Linked DNA regions of Homo sapiens: region 1 is linked to region 2. A link is an interaction called in ENCODE POLR2A ChIA-PET data of the cell type or tissue named here. Cell type or tissue: PC-9. All regions are shown on one strand. Links, peaks and the distances in the headings refer to the core of each region. The heading gives the core; the rest is flanking DNA.

Region 1 (9,598 bases), core at 182-8,181, 110 kb after region 2:
CGGGCCTGGCGGAGGCGCCGGAAGTTTTCCGGCTTTCTGCTGGTGGCTGAGTCCTGTTCTGGGGGTGGAGTCCGGAGCCAGCACCCCTTTGCTGGACGGCTGGGTGGCTTTCGGTGGCTGCGGTTACCGCCAGCACGGCTGGGAACACCTGGGTGCGTGCCTCCCTGTGCTCTCAGGACCTCGGGGTGCCCGGGCGCACTGGGCTGCGTTTGAGGTTTCTCTTGGCTTCCTCAGACAGAGAATGGTGTGCTGCTGCCATCTCTTCAGTCAGCCCTCCCCTTCTTGGACCTGCACGGGACGCCGCGGCTGGAGTTCCACCAGTCGGTATTCGATGAGCTGCGGGACAAGCTGCTGGAGCGAGTGTCAGCCATCGCTTCGGAGGGGAAGGCTGAGGAAAGGTGGGTCAGCGGGAGGGGTGGGCAGGTGAGATGTGCAGCCGGCCTCTCAGCCTTGGATCGACTCAGGGGCATTTATTGTCCTTTTGGCTCCACATCCTTGCTCCCAGAGGTGGCCTGGGCCTGTGTCTGAGTGACCCCTTGACCCATGTGTCCTGGGCGTGGAGGCTTGTCCTGGTAGCTGTTATCTGTGTAGGGACAGGCAGGTAGCTGCTGCGATTTGGCGCATCGCTGCACCATCAATCCTGTGAGTTGTTCCAGGTACAAGAAGCTGGAAGACCTTCTGGAGAAGAGCTTTTCTCTGGTGAAGATGCCGTCCCTGCAGCCCGTGGTGATGTGCGTCATGAAGCACCTGCCCAAGGTAGGGCCCTAACCCTAACCCTGATGGCGTGGACCGTCCGCCCACTCTCATGCCCTTGGTTAGTGGAAGTTCCGGTGGCCGCCTAGCTCCGGGAGCTTCCTGTGCTGCCTGCCCAAGTGCTGTCCATGGTGAGCTCTGTGCTGACTTCTCCCACATGAGCCGCGTGGAGACCGAACCTTAGCACTGGAGTTAGGGTGTGGGGCCCCTCCTGGGAAAGAGCTGTTGGTATTTAGCATGTCTGTCTGACATGCTGGGGCCGGGGAACCAGTCATAGGTGCCCTGTGGGGTGGAGCTTAGCTCGAGGTGGTCTCTGCGGGGCTGAGGCCTCTTGGCTTGTCTTGAAGGAGACCCAGGGACACAGGTGCCACTCACAGGCAGCCTGTGGTGTCATGTAGGTTCCGGAGAAAAAACTGAAGCTGGTTATGGCTGACAAGGAGCTGTATCGAGCCTGCGCCGTGGAGGTGAAGCGGCAGATCTGGCAAGACAACCAGGCCCTCTTCGGGGACGAGGTTTCCCCACTCCTGAAGCAGTACATCCTGGAGAAGGAGAGCGCTCTCTTCAGTACAGAGCTCTCTGTCCTGCACAACTTTTTCAGTCCTTCCCCCAAGACCAGGCGCCAGGGCGAGGTGAGGGGACAGGCCGTGTGCGGGGTGGGGCACCTCTTGGGGATGCCACGGCTAGCGCCTTCAGCTGCCTGGGGATCAGCACTCTGCTGCCCTGTGAATGATCGGGTGGTTCTGCTTCTTGGCTGGGTGGTGGGGGAGGGCTGGCTTGTACACATGCTGGAAAGAAAGTTGGTTGTTTTTCTGTTTGCATTTTACTTTTCGTTAAAGTGATATATGGACAACATTTAAAATCTGCGGAAAGCCCGCTCATGTGAAGTTAATCCCCCCTCCCCTACTTTTTTTCTTTTTCTTTGAGACGGAGTCTCGCTCTGTTGCCCAGGCTGGAGTGCAGTGGTGTGATCTCGGCTCACTGCAAGCTCCCGGGTTCACTCCATTCTCCTGCCTCAGTCTCCCGAGTAGCTGGGACTACAGGCGCCCGCCACCATGCCTGGCTAATTTTTTTTCTTTTTCTTTTTTTTTTTTTTTGAGACGGAGTTTCGCTATTGTTGCCCAGGCTGGAGTGCAATGGCGTGATCTCGGCTCACTGCGACCTCCGCCTCCCAGGTTCAAGCAATTCTCCTGCCTCAGCCTCCCGAGTAGCTGGGATTACAGGCATGCATCACCACGCCCGGCTAATTTTGTATTTTTAGTAGAGATGGGATTTCTCCATGTTGGTCAGGCTGGTCTTGAACTCCTGACCTCAGGTGATCCGCCCCCCTCGGCCTCCCAAAGTGCTGGGATTACAGGGGTGAGCCACCGTGCCTGGCTTTTTTTCTTTTTTTTTCTTTTTTAAGAGACAGGGTCTCACTCTGTTGCACAGGCTGGAGTGCAGTGGCGTGATCACGACTCGCTGCAGCTTTGACTTCCTGAGCTAAAGTGATCTTCCTGAGTAGCTGGGACCACAGGCACGTGCCACCACACTGGGGCTACTTAAAAATATATATATATTTTTGTAGAGGTGGGGTCTGGCTATGTTGCTCAGGCTGGTCTTGAACTCCTGGGCTGAAGCGATCCTCCCACATCAGCCTTCTAAAGTGCTGGGATTACAGACATGAGGCACCATGCCTAGCCGAGATTTGTTGGGGTTTTTTTTTTTTTTTTTTTTTTTGAGACAGGGTCTCACTCTGTCACCCAGGTTGGAGTACAGTGGTGTGATCGTGGCTCACTGCAGCCTCGACCTCCTGGACTCAAGCAATCCTCCTACCTCAGTCTCCTAAGCAGCTGGGACCACCGGTGTGTGACACCATGCCTGGCTAATTTGTATACTTTTTGCAGAGTTGGTGTTTCGCTGTGTTGCCCAGGCTGGTCTCGAACTCCTGGGCTCAAGTAATCTGTCTGCACACCTCAGCCTCCTGAAGTGCTGGGATTATAGGTGTGAGCGACCACAACTGGTTGTGAGATTTTTTAATTAGCCAATTTTTTTTTTTTTTTTTGAGACAGAGTCTTGCTCTGTCACCCAGACTGGAGTGCAGGGCCTCAATCTCGGCTCACTGTAACCTCTGCCTCCTGAGTTCAAGCAATTCTCCTGCCTCGGCCTCTCGAGTAGCTGAGACTACAGGCGCGCCCCACCATGCCTGGCTAATTTTTTTATTTTTTTGTTTAGTACAGACAGGGTTTCACCATGTTGACCAGGCTGGTCTTGAACTCCTGACCTCAGGTAATCCGCCCACCTTGGCCTCCCAAAGTGCTGGGATTACAAGTGTGAGCCACTGCGCCCGGCCCTAACCAACTTTAAACTAGCACTGTTCAGTGGAAAAAGCGAACTATAAGTTAAGATTTTTCAGCATCCACATTAAGAAAAAAAAATGAGATCAACTTCATTAATGTTTTCTTTGGTCCAGTATATCCAAAATATTATCTTTCAGCATGTAATTCATGTGAAAGATTGGGCTGGGTACGGTGGCTCACGCCTGTACTCCTAGTACTTTGGGAGGCGGAGGTGGGAGGATCGCTTGAGCTTAGTAGTTAAAGACCAAAGGGAGACCTTGTCTCTACAAGAAAAAAAAATTAAGCTAAGCATGGTGGTGCGTACCTGTTGTCTCAACTACTCAGGAGGCTGAAGCAGGAGGATTGCTTAGGCCTCGGATATTGAGGCTGCAGTGAGGTATGATTGAGCCACTGCACTCCAACCTGGGCGACAGAGTGAGAGATCCTGTCTCAAAAGGAAAAAAAAAATATTGAGCTATAATGCTTTTTGCGGGAGGATCACTAAGATTTGAAACCTGGTGAGTCTTTCATGCTTAGAGCCCATCTGAACTACTGCACTTCAAACGCTGAGCAGTTAGTGTGGCTCTGGGTTCCCTTCGGGCCGTGGTTCCTGACCATGTGCGTGGGCAGCAGCAGGCTTGTTGGGGGTGGCAGTGCCACCTCTGTCCTCCCTTCCCTGTTTGTTTATTCCCAGTTAGGTCCTCCATGGGCCTTTTTCTTGTTCCATTGCTGTCAGACAGAGCCCTTGGACCCCTCTGCTAACTGTGGGGTGCCCTGCATTTCCCAGGCCTTTCTCCTATCGCCTGTCTCTTCTGGTGACTTGGTGCTGCCTATACTGATTTCTGTCTGTAAGGGAAATCAGTCGGCTTGGTCGGCTTAGTCCTAGGTTGATTCTCTTTTATTTTTATTTTATTTTATTTTATATATTTTTATCTTGTTTTATTTTACTACTTTTTAAAATTTATTTTTTATTTTTTTATTATTTATTTATTTATTTTTTTGGAGACAGAGTCTTGCTCTGTCACCCAGGCTGGAGTGCAGTGGCACGATCTTGGCTCACTGCAAGCTCCGCCTCCCGGGTTCACTCCATTCTCCTGCCTCAGCCTCCCAAGTAGCTGGGACTACAGGCGCCTGCCACCATGCCCGGCTAATTTTTTGTATTTTTTTTTTTAGTAGAGACGGGGTTTCACAGTGTTAGCCAGGATGGTCTCAATCTCCTGACCTTGTGATCCACCTGCCTCAGCCTCCCAAAGTGTTGGGATTATGGGCGTGAGCCACCGTGCCTGGCCTATTTTTATTTTTATTTATTTTATTTTATTTTATTTTTGAGACAGAATCTTGCTCTGTTGCCCAGGCTGGAGTGCAGTGGTGCAATCTCGGCTCACTGCAAGCTCCGCCTCCCGGGTTCACTCCGTTCTCCTGCCTCAGCCTCCCGAGTGGCTGGGACTACAGGCGCCCACCACCACGCCCAGCTATGTTTTTTGTATTTTTAGTAGAGATGGGGTTTCACCATGTTAGCCAGGATGGTCTCGATCTCCTGACCTCATGATCCACCCGCCTCGGCCTCCCAAAGTGCTGGGATTACGGGCGTGAGCCACTGAGACCGGCTATTTTATTTTATTATTTTTTTTAATTTTTAAAATTTATTTTTTAAAATTTTTTTTATTTATTTTATTTTAATTTTATATTTTGTTTTATTTTATTTTAGTTTGTTTTATTTTTTTTTTTTTGAGACGTAGTGTCCTTCTGTTGCCCAGGCTGGAGTGCAGTGGTGTGATCTCAGCTCACTGCAACCTCAGTCTCCCAGGTTCAAGTGATTCTCCTGCCTCAACCTCCCGAGTAGCTGGGATTACAGGCACCCACCACCACGCCCGACTAATTTTTGTATTTTTAGTAGAGATGGGGTTTCACCATGTTGGCCAGGCTGTTCTCGAACTCCTGGCCTCAGGTAGTCCACCCACCTTGGGCTCCCAATTTGCTGCAATTACAGGTGTGAGCCACCGTGCCCAGCCCGATTCTCTTTTAAAAAGCTAAATTAGGCCGGGTGCGGTGGCTCACGCCTGTAATCCCAGCACTTTGGGAGGCAGAGGTGGGTGGATCACGAGGTCAGGAGTTCGAGACCAGCCTGACCAACATGGTAAAAACCCATCTCTACTAAAAATACAAAAATTAACCAGACCTGGTGGTGTGCGCCTGTAGTCCCAGCTACTCAGGAGGCTGAGGCAGGAGAATCACTTGAACCCGGGAGGTGGAGGTTGCAGTTAGCCAAGATTGCGCCACTGTACTAGGCGACAGAGTGAGACTCAGTCGCAAAAAAAAAAGCTGGGCGCAGTGACTCACGCCTGTAATCCCAGCACTTTGGGAGGCCGAGGCGGGTGGATCATGAGGTCAGGAGATCGAGACCATCCTGGCTAACATGGTGAAACCGCATCTACTAAAAATACAAAAAATTAGCTGGGCGTGGTGGTGGGTGCCTGTAGTCCCAGCTGCTCGGGAGGCCGAGGCAGGAGAATGGTGTGAACCTGGGAGGTGGAGCTTGCAGTGAGCTGAGATCACGCCACTGCACTCCAGCCTGGGTAACAGAGCACGACTCGGTTTCAAAAAAAAAAAAAAAAAGTAAAAAAAAAAAAAAACTGGGTCAGGTGTGTGGCTCATGCCTGCAATCCTAGCACTTTGGGAGGCCGAGGTGGGTGGATCACCTGAGCTCAGAAGTTCAAGACCAGCCCGGGCAACATGGTGAAACCCCGTCTCTACTACAATACAAAAAATTAGCCAGTCATGGCAGCCGGCGCCTGTAATCCCAACTACTTGGGAAGCTGAGACAGGAGAATAGCTTGAATCCGGGAGGTGGAGGTTGCAGTGAACCAAGATCTTGCCATTGCACTCCAGCCTGGGTGACAGCGCAAGACTCCGTCTCAAAAAAAAAAAAAAAAAAAATTGATTGGGTGTAGGGACCAGCCCCACAGGGTTGATGGGTTTTTCTCCCCGTGTGCGGAGATGAGAGATTGTAGAAGTAAAGACACAAGGCAAAGAAATGAAAAGACAGCTGGGCCCGGGGGACCATTACCACCAAGACGCGGAGACTGGTAGTGGCCCCGAATGTCAGGCTGCGCTGATATTTATTGGATACAAGACAAAGAGGCAGGGTAAAGAGTGTGAGCCATCTCCAATGATAGGTAAGGTCACGTGGTTCACGTGTCCGCTTGACAGGGGGCCCTTCCCTGCCTGGCAGCCTAGGCAGAGAGAGAGAGAGAGGAGAGAGAGAAACAGCTTACGCCGTTATTTCTGCGTATCAGAGACTTTTAGTACTTTCACTAATTGACTACTGCTATCTAGAAGGCAGAGCCAGGTGTACAGGATGGAACATGAAGGCGGACAAGGAGCGTGACCACTGAAGCACAGCATCACAGGGAGACGGTTAGGCCTCTGGATAACTGCGGGCAGGTCTGACTGATGTCAGGCCCTCCACAAGAGGTGGAGGAGCAGAGTTTTCTCTAAACTCCCCCGGGGAAAGGGAGACTCCCTTTCCCTGTCTGCTAAGTAGCGGGTGTTGTTCCTTCACATTTTTCGCTACCGCTAGACCCTGGTCCGCCTGGCAACGGGCGTCTTCCCAGATGCTGGCGTCACCGCTAGACCAAGGAGCCCTCTGGTGGCCCTGTCCAGGCATAACAGAAGGCTCGCACTCTTGTCTTCTGGTCACACCTCACTATGTCCCCTCAGCTCCTATCTCTGTATGGCCTGGTTTTTCCTAGATTATGATTGTAGAGCGAGGATTGTTATAATATTGGAATAAAGAGTAATTGCTACAAGCTAATGACTAATATTCAAATATAATCATATCTATGATCTATATCTAATATAACTATTCTTGCATATTTTGTTATACTGGAACAGCTCGTGCCCTTGGTCTCTTGCCTTGGCACCTGGGTGGCTTGCTGCCCACAGTTGGGTGTCGTGGCATGCAATTGTAGTCCCAGCTACTTGGGAGGCTGAGGCAGGAGGATCACTTGAGCCAGGAGGTCAAGGCTGCAGTGAGCCACAGTTGCAGCAGTGCACTCGAGCCTGGGCAACAGAGCAAGGCCTTGTCTCAAAAAAAGTAATAAAAAAAATAAAAATAACAGAACCTGCTACCATCAGACTGGGGGCCAATATTTAATGAGAGGAGGGAATGTTTTCTGCCAAAAAGTAGGAAGGACAGATGTCCAGAGAGAGGGCCGCGCTGTCGCCGGGCGTGACGTCCCTGTGTCTGGCGGAGCCCAGGACGGTCTGGGGGCCTGACAGTGCCTCTTGCTGCAGGTGGTGCAGCGGCTGACGCGGATGGTGGGGAAGAACGTGAAGCTGTACGACATGGTGCTGCAGTTTCTGCGCACGCTCTTCCTGCGCACGCGGAATGTGCACTACTGCACGCTGCGGGCTGAGCTGCTCATGTCCCTGCACGACCTGGACGTGGGTGAAATCTGCACCGTGGACCCGTGCCACAAGGTAGCACTGCCCTCCCTCCTTCCCCCCTACCCTCCTGAAGGTAGTGCTGCCCTCCCTCCCTCCTTCCCTCCCACTCCCCGGCCCTCCCTCCTTCCCCCACTGCCCTCCTGAAGGTAGCGCTGCCCTCCCTCCCTCCCTCCTTCTCCCTTCTCCCCCGCTCCCCGGCCCTCCCTCCTCCCCCTCCGCCCTCCTGAAGGTAGCGCTGCCCTCCCTCCCTCCTTCCCCCCAACTCCCCGGCCCTCTCTCCTTCCCCCTCTGCCCCTCCTGAAGGTAGCATTGCCCTCCCTCCTTCCCCCTGGCCCTCCTGGCTCCTCTCCTCTCCGTGGGTTTGGCTTGGCCCGGGACCACCTGGGCGCCCTTCTCTCCCATGCCTGTTTCCTGGGCTCTGGTCTTTCTGTCCTGTGTGCTGGCCCTTTGGCTTCTCTCCAGACCCTGATGGGGGAAGGAGGCTAGTCCCCTGCATCTGAGCCAGAGACCTGGCCGTTCCCGGGGACTCCCTTGCCCCGTCCAGCCCTTTCTGTGTTCCCGAGGGCTGTATGACCTACGGGCTGGACCTTGACCATTGCCCCAGCTTCCTCCCATCTTTCCACCTGGCCTGTGGCCCTCCCCTTCCCCAGAACCCTGGGTGCTGCTTGTTGGCCAGGTACCAAGTGCTCTAGGAACGGGGTTTCCCTTCATACGGACCCTCCAGCCCTGAGACCATCTTTCCGGGACTTGGGAGTCACCCTCCGAGGCTTCCATTGCTTGGAGTGCTGCAGTGGCCACCCCCACACTCAGGGTGCCATGAAGGAGTCCGTTTTTAGAAAGAAACATCATCACTTTCTCCACCACTGTCCTGACCCTGCTGCTTTGGCCGGGAGGTGTGGGGAACACTGCACCGTCAGGATGACTGGTGCCTGCTGCCGCCCCCCGCAGCAGCTATGATTGAACAAGAGGCCAGGGCCTGGAGCTGTGTTTGGGGCCTGGGTCTCTGGTCATCCTGGGAGGTTTGGGCTGGTCCCGACCGTGCTTCCTCCTTGCAGTTCACCTGGTGCCTGGACGCCTGCATCCGAGAGCGGTTCGTGGACAGCAAGAGGGCGCGGGAGCTGCAGGGGTTTCTCGATGGCGTCAAGAAGGGCCAGGAGCAGGTGCTGGGGTGAGGGTCGGCTCCACGAGGCCTCTGCCCCTCAGGGCCCTGCGTGCATCCGGTCTGCGCTTGCTGTGTTTTGCCGTGGGTAGCAGGCGTTTATTCCCGGATATTGCTTTTTCTTTTGTTTTTTTCGAGACAGAGTCTCGTTCTGTAGCCCAGGATGGAGTGCAGTGGTGCAATCTCTGCTCACTGCAACCTCCGCCTCCTAGGCTTAAGCCATTCTCCTGCCTCAGCCTCCCAAGTAGCTGGGATTACAGGCACGCGCCACTGCGCTCAGGTAATTTTTGTATTTTTTAGTAGAGACAGGGTTTCACCATGTTGGCCAGGCTTGTCTTGAACTCCTGACCTCAGGTGATCCACCCGCCTCAGCCTTCCAAAGTGCTGGGATTACAGGCATGCGCCACCGTGCCTGGCCTCCTGGATGTTTCAATAGAGCTATGCCGGGCACTGCTGGCCCACAGCTTAGGGACATGGTTGTCGGGATGTGTGTGGGTAGCAAAGTCTCCCTCCTCAACTCTGCATTCTGGAGCCAGGCCCAGGGGCTGGGGTCTGGTGTCTGCAGTGGCGTGGGGTCAGCCTCTGAGCTGAGGGGCATCCATTGGCATTTGCTTTCCAGCATCCTCTGGCTGGTGTATAGACACAGTGCTGCCTGGCCCTGCCTTTGCCACTTTTTTTCTTCCTTTTTTTTTTTTTTTTTTTTTTTCTGAGACAGGGTCTCTGTCACCCAGGCTTTAGTGCAGTGGTACAGTCTCCCTCAACCTCCTGGGCATTGATCCTGCTGTCTCCGCCTCCCAAAGTGCTGGGATTACAGGCACACACCAGTGCGCCTGGCCGATTTTTGTTATCTTTAGTAGAGATGGGATTTCACCACCTCGCCCGGGCTAGTCTCAAACAAACAATCCACCGGCCTCAGCATCCC
Region 2 (8,000 bases), core at 1-8,000:
AAAGCCAGGGGCAGACCAGAGGGTCCTGGGAGTACTGTCGTGGGGGGTCTGCTGAGTCTTGGGGGGGAGGGGCATGGGCACCAAGGGCCCCACCCAAGACAGTGCCCCTCACCCCAGTGCCCGACAGGCCCCTCCCCCCAGCGCCCGACAGGCCCCTCCCCCCCAGCACCCGACAGGCCCCTCACCCCAGCGCTCGACAGGCCCCTCACCTTCTGGCATGTCCACCCACGGCCACGGACTCCCATCACACACTCACCCCTGCGCACCCAACTGCCTGCTTTCACTCACAGGTGCATGCACACATTCCCATCACACTCCACACCTCTGGCCACAGGCTCAGGCTTGCCTCCATGCAGCTCCAGCGCCACACACACACCTGGACACGTACTCAGGTGCGCTCCTCACACACACACCTGGACACGCACAGGTGCGCTCCTCACACACACACCTGGACACACGCTCAGGTGCGCTCCTCATGTGCATGCTCACCCTTACTTGCGCCAGCCAGCACAGACACACATGCACACACGCACACACGTGCACAGGCACACACATGCACACATGCACACGCACACACATGCACACACGCACACACAAGCACGCACACACGCACATGCACACATGCACACACACAAGCATGCTCAGACCATCTGGCCCTTCCCCAACCTTCACAGGCCTTTGTGGACTAACCCTCCCATGCTGACACCCACAGGCGCATGCCACCCCTGCAGGCGCACATAACGCACACACACCCTCTTGGGCGCATATGCGAGCCGAAGGGCGTGGGCACCCCAGTTAGTGAGGATACCTCGGTCTCTTGAGAGGCAGAGGGAGACCAAGGAGAGGGAGGGGGAGGGACATGGGGACAGGCCCCGGGGGGGCTGCTCACCTCCCACTCAGGACTGACACAGGTTGGAGTGGGCACTGCTGGGGCCACACAGCAGGTGCACGGCAGGGTGGGGGCGGCAGGTGGGGCTCCCTCCGAACGGTGGACGCGGACAGGGCCTCCTTTTCTCCCGAGAGCGACCGTTTCCAAGAGCACAGCTTCGTGGCAGGGAGCCTCCACGGCCCCGCCCCTACGACCCTCACCCCCAGCTCCACCCCGGCCCCCAGCCCCGCCCCGGGCCTCGGTGTTTGCGAGCTCCAGGTAGGAGCCCGTCTGCAGACGTGCCGAGGAGGTGGTGTGATTGCTTTAGCGCCGTCATTTTCAACCGTTTATAATCTTCTTCTGTGTCTGCATATTTTCTCTGTGCACATTATTCATCAGAGTAAAAAAAGGAACTATGAAAACCTCGACCAACTGTCCTATGACAACAAGCGCGGACCCAAGGTATATATGCATGGACGTGCACGCCACCCACGGCTAGGGAGCCCTGGCCTCGGCGCCTCGGCCACTAGGGCCACTGTCTGGCCCAGCCGCCGAGCCGCAGGCCCAAGCAATGAGGAGAGGCAGCCGGCAGCAGGCAGGAGAGGGCAGGCAGGAGAGGGCAGGCGTGGCGGCGTGGGTGCCTGAGGCCCACCCGCCGTGACCCTAGCCTGCACCCTCGAGGCAGGCGCGGCTGCAGGAGGAGCTGCTCTCCGGGAAGTGCATGCGAATCTCCGAGACCCCAAGGGTTTCCTCGTGGAACCCGGGAGGGAGCCCGCCCGCCTGGCCACCCACTCGCCGGGGCCGGGCTGCTCCTCAGGGGCCTGCGGAATCAAACCTCAGAGGACCTCCCATGGTTTTGGAAAAGTCAGCCCCATCTCTTTTCCTGGTTGCATTCCAAAACTCTTTTCTGTTTCCCGTCCGCTGCACGCCTCCTGAGTCTGGGTCCACTTCAGCTTGCATGCTCAGTGCAAAGATGAGGACAGGAGTGAGGTGGAGAGAGAGATCCAGAGAGAGCAGAGAGAGCACAGAACGAGCACAGGTGAGCGCGCAGGCTGAAGACAGGACAGGACCGGAGAGGCGAGGCCAGGCCAGGCAAGGACTGAGGAAGGCAGGCGGAGGCGCAGGTGGCAGGCGCAGACCATGGCAGCCCTAGCTAAGCTGCCTCGGGGTTCCCAGCGGCTCCGGCCCAACTCTCACCCCTGAGGCGCTATGTCCCCTGCCCCAGCCGCCTGCTAACACTCTTGCTCACACCGCAGGCAGAGAAGGTGCTGCAGTTTGACCCAGGGACCAAGAACGTGACGGCCCTGCTGATGGAGGCGAAAGAGCTGGAGGCCCGGGTCATCATCCTTTCTGCCAGGTGAGGCTGGGCAGGGCCCTACACACTCCACACAGGATGGTACCTGAGCCAAGTACCCGCCATCTGAGCCAGAGCTGGGACATTGTTGGGCACAGTGACCTTCAGCTTCCAAAGCACCTTCACCAAGGACAGCCACCCCCACCCCCACCCGCACCCACACTCCTATCGGCATGGCTGATGTGACACCCTCCATCTGTCCCTCCCTTCCTGGGCCCTTCCCCATTCCACAGTCACATGCTGCTGCTGCCCTGAGCTGGGCTGTGGGAGAGGGATATGGAAGAGACCCTGCCCTTGGGAAGCCCCGCAACTCAAGGGGGCAAACCTGTGCAAACAAGGCCCAGGCCTGGGGCCAGGGACTAGGCCCAGGGAAGTGATGTGCAGGTGTGCCAGGCGAAAAGGCCCACAGCAGGGAGAGGGCCAGATTTCCCAACTGAAGGATTGCAACAGCTGCAGCAGTAGCTTAGGGGGAAATCAGTTAGGTACCCGGGAAATCAAGCTGCTCTGGACAGGTCCGGTGCCACAGAGCAACCTTGGGGTGGAGCCCACTGTAAAAAGCTCCCTATTTGCAAATGGCTAGGTTCTCCCGGGAAGGAAAAGCCTGGGTGACTGGGAATAGGAAAAGCAAGAGTGGGGAAGGGCAGGGTGAGGAGCCTTGCCCCATGGGACAGCCAAAACCCCACTGTCCCTGACCTAAAAGCTCTGCTAGGCTCCAACAGAGCGGAGCAAAACAGCAGTGAAACACCCGGAGGAACACAGCCCAGCCCTCCAGCCCTGCATATGGGAAAGAGCCGGCGACACTCTCAGTCCCAGGGCAGACCACCATTTCCACGGTCCATCAAATGACCCTCTAGCACGGAGACAGATGCAGCCCCCTCACCAGGGCAGAACGCAGGGTGGGGCCAGCCAGGGCTCCTCGGACTAGAAGGCAGGAATCTCCCCAGCCCAAGGTAGGGTTGTTGCTTAGAGCTGCCCACGGGGCCTTACATGCTCCTCCTGCAGCTGCTATAAAAAGGCACTAATCGTCCCCCATTACGCCCCCTGCACTCGGCTTTAAGCTCACAGGTCACTTGTCCACTCCACTCATCCAACTGCAAGCCCCAGGGAGGGTTGGCCTGGGCTCCAGGAAAAAAGATTTTTAAAGACGTGACCAGGCAAAGTCCCAAGGGTATGCACAGGTCCCAAAGAAGGAATGCCCCGCCCAGGGAAAGACCCGCCCAGAAAAAAAGACCCGCCAAGGGAAAGCTCCGCCCAGAAAAAGACCTGCCCAGGGAAAGCCCCGCCCAGAAAAAAGGTCCTCCCAGGGAAAGCCCCACCCAGGGAAAGCTCCACCCAGATAAAAGCCCGCCCAGGGAAAGCCCCGCCCAGAAAAAAAGATCCGCCAAGAGAAGTCTCCGCCCAGATAAAAGCCCCGCCCAGAAAAAGACCCGCCAAAGGAAAGCCCAGCCCAGAAAAAAGACCTGCCCAGGGAAAGCCCCACCCAGGGAAAGCTCCGCCCAGATAAAAGCCCGCCCAGGGAAAGCCCCGCCCAGAAAAAAGACCAGCCCAAGGAAAGCTCCGCCCAGGGAAAGCCCCGCCCAGAAAAAAAGACCTGCCCAGGGAAAGCTCTGCCCAGATAAAAGCCCGCCCAGGGAAAGCCCCGCCCAGAAAAAAGACCAGCCCAAGGAAAGCCCTGCCCAGAAAAAAGACCGCCCAGGGAAAGCCCCGCCCAGAAAAGACCCGCCCAGGAAAAGCTCTGGCCAGATAAAAGCTCAGCCCAGGGAAAGCCCCGCCCATAAAAAAGCCCCGCCCAGATAAAAGCCCTGCCCAGCGAAAGCCTCGCCCAGGGAAAGCCCCACCCAGAAAAAGACCCGCCCAGGGAAAGCCCAGCCCAGAGAAAAGACCCGCCCAGGGAAAACTCTGCCCAGATAAAAGACCCGCCCAGGGAAAGCCCCGCCCAGAAAAAGTCCCGCCCAGGGAAAGCCCCGCCCAGAAAAAAAACCCGCCCAGGGAAAGCCCCGCCCAGAAAAAAGTCGCGCCCGGGGAAAGCCCTGCCCAGAAAAAGTCCCGCCCAGGGAAAGCCCCGCCCAGGGAAAGACCCGCCCAGAAAAAAGTCCCGCCCAGAAAAAAGTCGCGCCTGGTGAAAGCCCTGCCCAGAAAAAAGACCAGCCCAGGGAAAGCCCCTCCCAGAAAAAAAGACCCGCCCAGGAAAAAGCTCTGGCCAGATAAAAGCTCCGCCCAGGGAAAGCTCCGCCCAGGGAAAGCCCCGCCCAGAAAAAAAGCCCCACCCAGGGAAAGCCCAGCCCAGAAAAAGACCCGCCCAGGGAAAACTCCACCCAGAAAAAAGACCAGCCCAGAGAAAGCCCAACCCAGAAGAAAGCCCCACCCAGGGAAAGCCCCGCCCAGGGAAAGCTTCACCCAGAGAAATTCCCACTTAGAGAAATTCCCACTCAGAGAAAGCCCCACCCAGAAACGTGCCACCCAGGGAAAGCCCCACCCAGTGAAAGCCCCTACCAGAAAAAGCCCCGCCCAGAAAAAGCCCCTCTTAGAGAAAGCCCCGCCAGACTCTCAGAAGTTAATTTCCTTTTTCGTTGTTTTGAGAGGGAGTCTTGCTTTGTCACCCAGGCTGGAGTGCAGTAGTACAATCTCAGCTCACTGCAACCTCTGCCTCCTGGGTTCAAGCGATTCTCCTGCCTCAGCCTCCCGAGTAGCTGGGACTACAGGCACAAGCCACCACACCCGGCTAATTTTTGTATTTTTAGTAGAGACGGGGTTTCACCATGTTGGCCAGACTGGTCTCGAACTTGTGGCCTCTTTTTTTTTTTTTTTTTTTTTCTTTGAGATGGAGTCTCACTCTGTCACCCAGGCTGGAGTGCAGTGGCTCGATCTCGGCTCATTGCAAGCTCCACCTCCCGGGCTCACGCCATTCTCCTGCCTCAGCCTCCCAAGTAGCTGGGACTACAGGCCCCTGCCACCACGCCCTGCTACTTTTTTGTATTTTTAGTAGAGACGGGGTTTCACCATGTCAGCCAGGATGGCCTCAATCTTCTGGCCTCATGATCTGCCCGCCTCGGCCTCCCAAAGTGCTGGGATTACAGGAGTGAGCCACCGTGCCCAGCCACTTGTGGCCTCTTCTGTTATTTTCTGAATTGTTTACACTTCCCTTACTCATCACAGAGCTTGAGAGAAATTCTGTAGCTGTGATGGGATAAAAGGATGGATGGGCAGGTGAACAAATGGACAGACAGCTGGCTGGGAAGTGGAATTTCTTCATCCAAGATGGGTCAACTCAAGGAATCGATTGCCCTAAAACATACCTGTTCCACTGTTGGCCACTTTTGCAATAGACAAGTTCACATCAAGCTAGACCTGCCTGATCCCTACATTCTAACTGGAGTGACCAACAGGACACGGGAGAGAAAACCACATACAAAACCAATCCACAGAACCCCGCCATGCCCAGGTCCCCACAGAGAGGGGAGGGGGCGTTTTCTCCACTTTTTTTTCTCGGCCTGTGAGCCCCTGAGCCGTGCACTGCGGTCCCACAGGTTGACCCCGCGTTGCCAGCCTCAGGGCCAAGGTCACGTTTCCAGACATGGCCCTAAGAAAAAGGCCAGCCCAGGGGAAGGGACATGGTCAGGGCACACAGGAACCACGTGCATACCACACATCCATGCCCATGAGCACACACCACACACCACATGTGTATGCACATACCATACACACGTGCACAAATGCATGTATACACACTATAGTCACACCATGCATACATCTCTACCCACACATGCAGAATCATGTACAGGTCATACACAACACACACGCATGTATGCACATGCCATATACACACCACATGTACCATGCATACACCATACACACATGTGCGCAAATGCATGTACACACACCATCACACCACTCATACATCTCTACTCACACATGCAGAATCATGTACAGGTCATACACAACACATACACGTGCACACATGCCATATACACACCACGTGTACACACATGCACCATGCATACACCACACACACACGTGCACAAATGTATGTACACACACCATAGTCACACCACTCATAGATCTCTACCCACACATGCACCATCATGTACAGGTCACACACAACACATACACATGTGCACACATGCCACATACCACGTGTACACACATGCACCATGCATACACCATACACATGTGCACAAATGTATGTACACACACCATAGTCACACCATGCATCATCTCTACCCACACATGCAGAATTGTGTATAGGTCATACACAACACATACGCATGTATGCACATGCCACATACACACCACATGCTCCATGCATACACACACAAATGTATGTACGCACCATAGTCACACTACACATACATCTCTACCCACACATGCACCATCATGTACAGGTCATACACAACACATACACATGTGCACACATGCCATATACCACATGTGTACACACATGCACCATGCATACACCATACACACGTGCATCTACACATACAGATACAGGCACACACACCACCATATACATCACATACAAAGACATCCACTGATATACGCACACCTACATACATGTACACACAGCACACATGCACATACATCACAACACACATGCGCACCACACACCATGTGCACACCCATACACCCATGCTACATGCACACCATACCCCACACATATGCATACACTGACCACAGCACACATCAACCACACACCCGCCAACATAACTCTTTCTCTTTTTTGGGGAGATAGAGTCTTGCTCTGTTGCCCAGGCTGGAGTGCAGTGGCGTGATCTCAGCTTACTGCAACCTCTGCCCCCTGGGATTCAAGCGATTCTCCTGCCTCAGCCTCCTGAGTAGCAGGAATTACAGGTGTGTGCCACCATGCCCGGCTAATTTTTGTATTTTTAGTAGAGATGAGGTTTCACCATGTTGGCCAGGCTGGTCTTGAACTCCTGACCTCAGGTGATCCGCCTGCCTCAGCCTTCCAAAGTGCTGGCATTACAGGCATGAGCCACCGTGCCTGCCTTTTTTTTTTTCTTTTTTTTTTGTGTGTGTGTGTGAGACAGTCTTGCTCTGTCACCCAGGCTGGAGTACAGTGGCACAATCTTCGCTCACTGCAACCTCGGCCTCCCAGGTTCAAGTGATTCTCGTGCCTCAGCCTCCCGAGTAGCTGGAATTACAGGTGCAGGCCACCATGCCTGGCTAAGTTTTGTATTTTTAGTAGAGACTGGGTTTCGCCATGTTGGCCAGGCTGGTCTCGAACTCCTGGCCTCAAGTGATCCACCCACCTCGGCCTCCCAAAGGGCTGGGATGACAGGCATCAGCCACCACCCCCAGCTCCAACAACTTTTTTTTTTTTTTTTTTTTTTTTTTTTTTTTTTTTTTTAAGATGGAGTCTCACTCTGTCACCCAGGCTGGAGTGCAGTGGCGCGATCTTGGCTCACTGCAACCTCCGCCTCCCAGATTCAACCGATTCTCCTGCCACGGCCTCCCGAGTAGCTGGGATTACAGGCATGCGCCACCACCCCGGCTAATTTTTTTGTTTTTGTAGAGACGGGGTTTCTCCATGTTGGTCAGGCTGGTCTCAAATTCCTGACCTCAGGAGACCTGCCCGCCTCGGCCTCCCAAAGTGCTGGGATTACAGGCATCAGTTACTGCGCCTGGCCTCAAAATACTTCAGAGCAATGGCTCTGGACTGTCAGGGCTGGAAAGGACCCTCCTCTCACATGCTGAGCTCCTTGGAGTGGAGGCCAAAGTCCCACAGCAGAGGCCGACTGGCCCACCCAGCATGCCCATCTC

The links. Peaks named below come from ENCODE experiments on the same cell type or tissue, not always from the same donor. Only the 100,000 strongest peaks of a DNase experiment are listed, where the experiment ranks them.
Region 1: POLR2A ChIA-PET joins it to region 2 with 45 read pairs; 18 of 35 experiments call an interaction of 5 or more read pairs at or near these places.

Annotation. Positions count from the first base shown.
Region 1 is chr9:137,255,673-137,265,270 of GRCh38, forward strand. NELFB (negative elongation factor complex member B) reads left to right here. Exons shown (of 13, transcript NM_015456.5): 2 at 235-398; 3 at 657-756; 4 at 1,152-1,382; 5 at 7,365-7,550; 6 at 8,573-8,685. Among named protein-coding and RNA genes, the nearest start is that of NELFB, 5.1 kb to the left of the region's middle. RefSeq lists enhancers at 1-10, 11-958, 7,324-7,883 and a silencer at 1-52. In PC-9, for the core only: a CTCF peak has its summit at 6,820; no DNase peak of the experiment used is centred there; H3K4me3 peaks cover 896 bases.
Region 2 is chr9:137,146,885-137,154,884 of GRCh38, forward strand. It overlaps GRIN1 (glutamate ionotropic receptor NMDA type subunit 1), which reads left to right. Exons shown (of 20, transcript NM_007327.4): 4 at 2,125-2,225. Among named protein-coding and RNA genes, the nearest start is that of GRIN1, 12 kb to the left of the region's middle. RefSeq lists an enhancer at 4,547-4,866. In PC-9, for the core only: no CTCF peak of the experiment used is centred there; DNase peaks (open chromatin) are centred at 3,907, 4,467 and 5,407.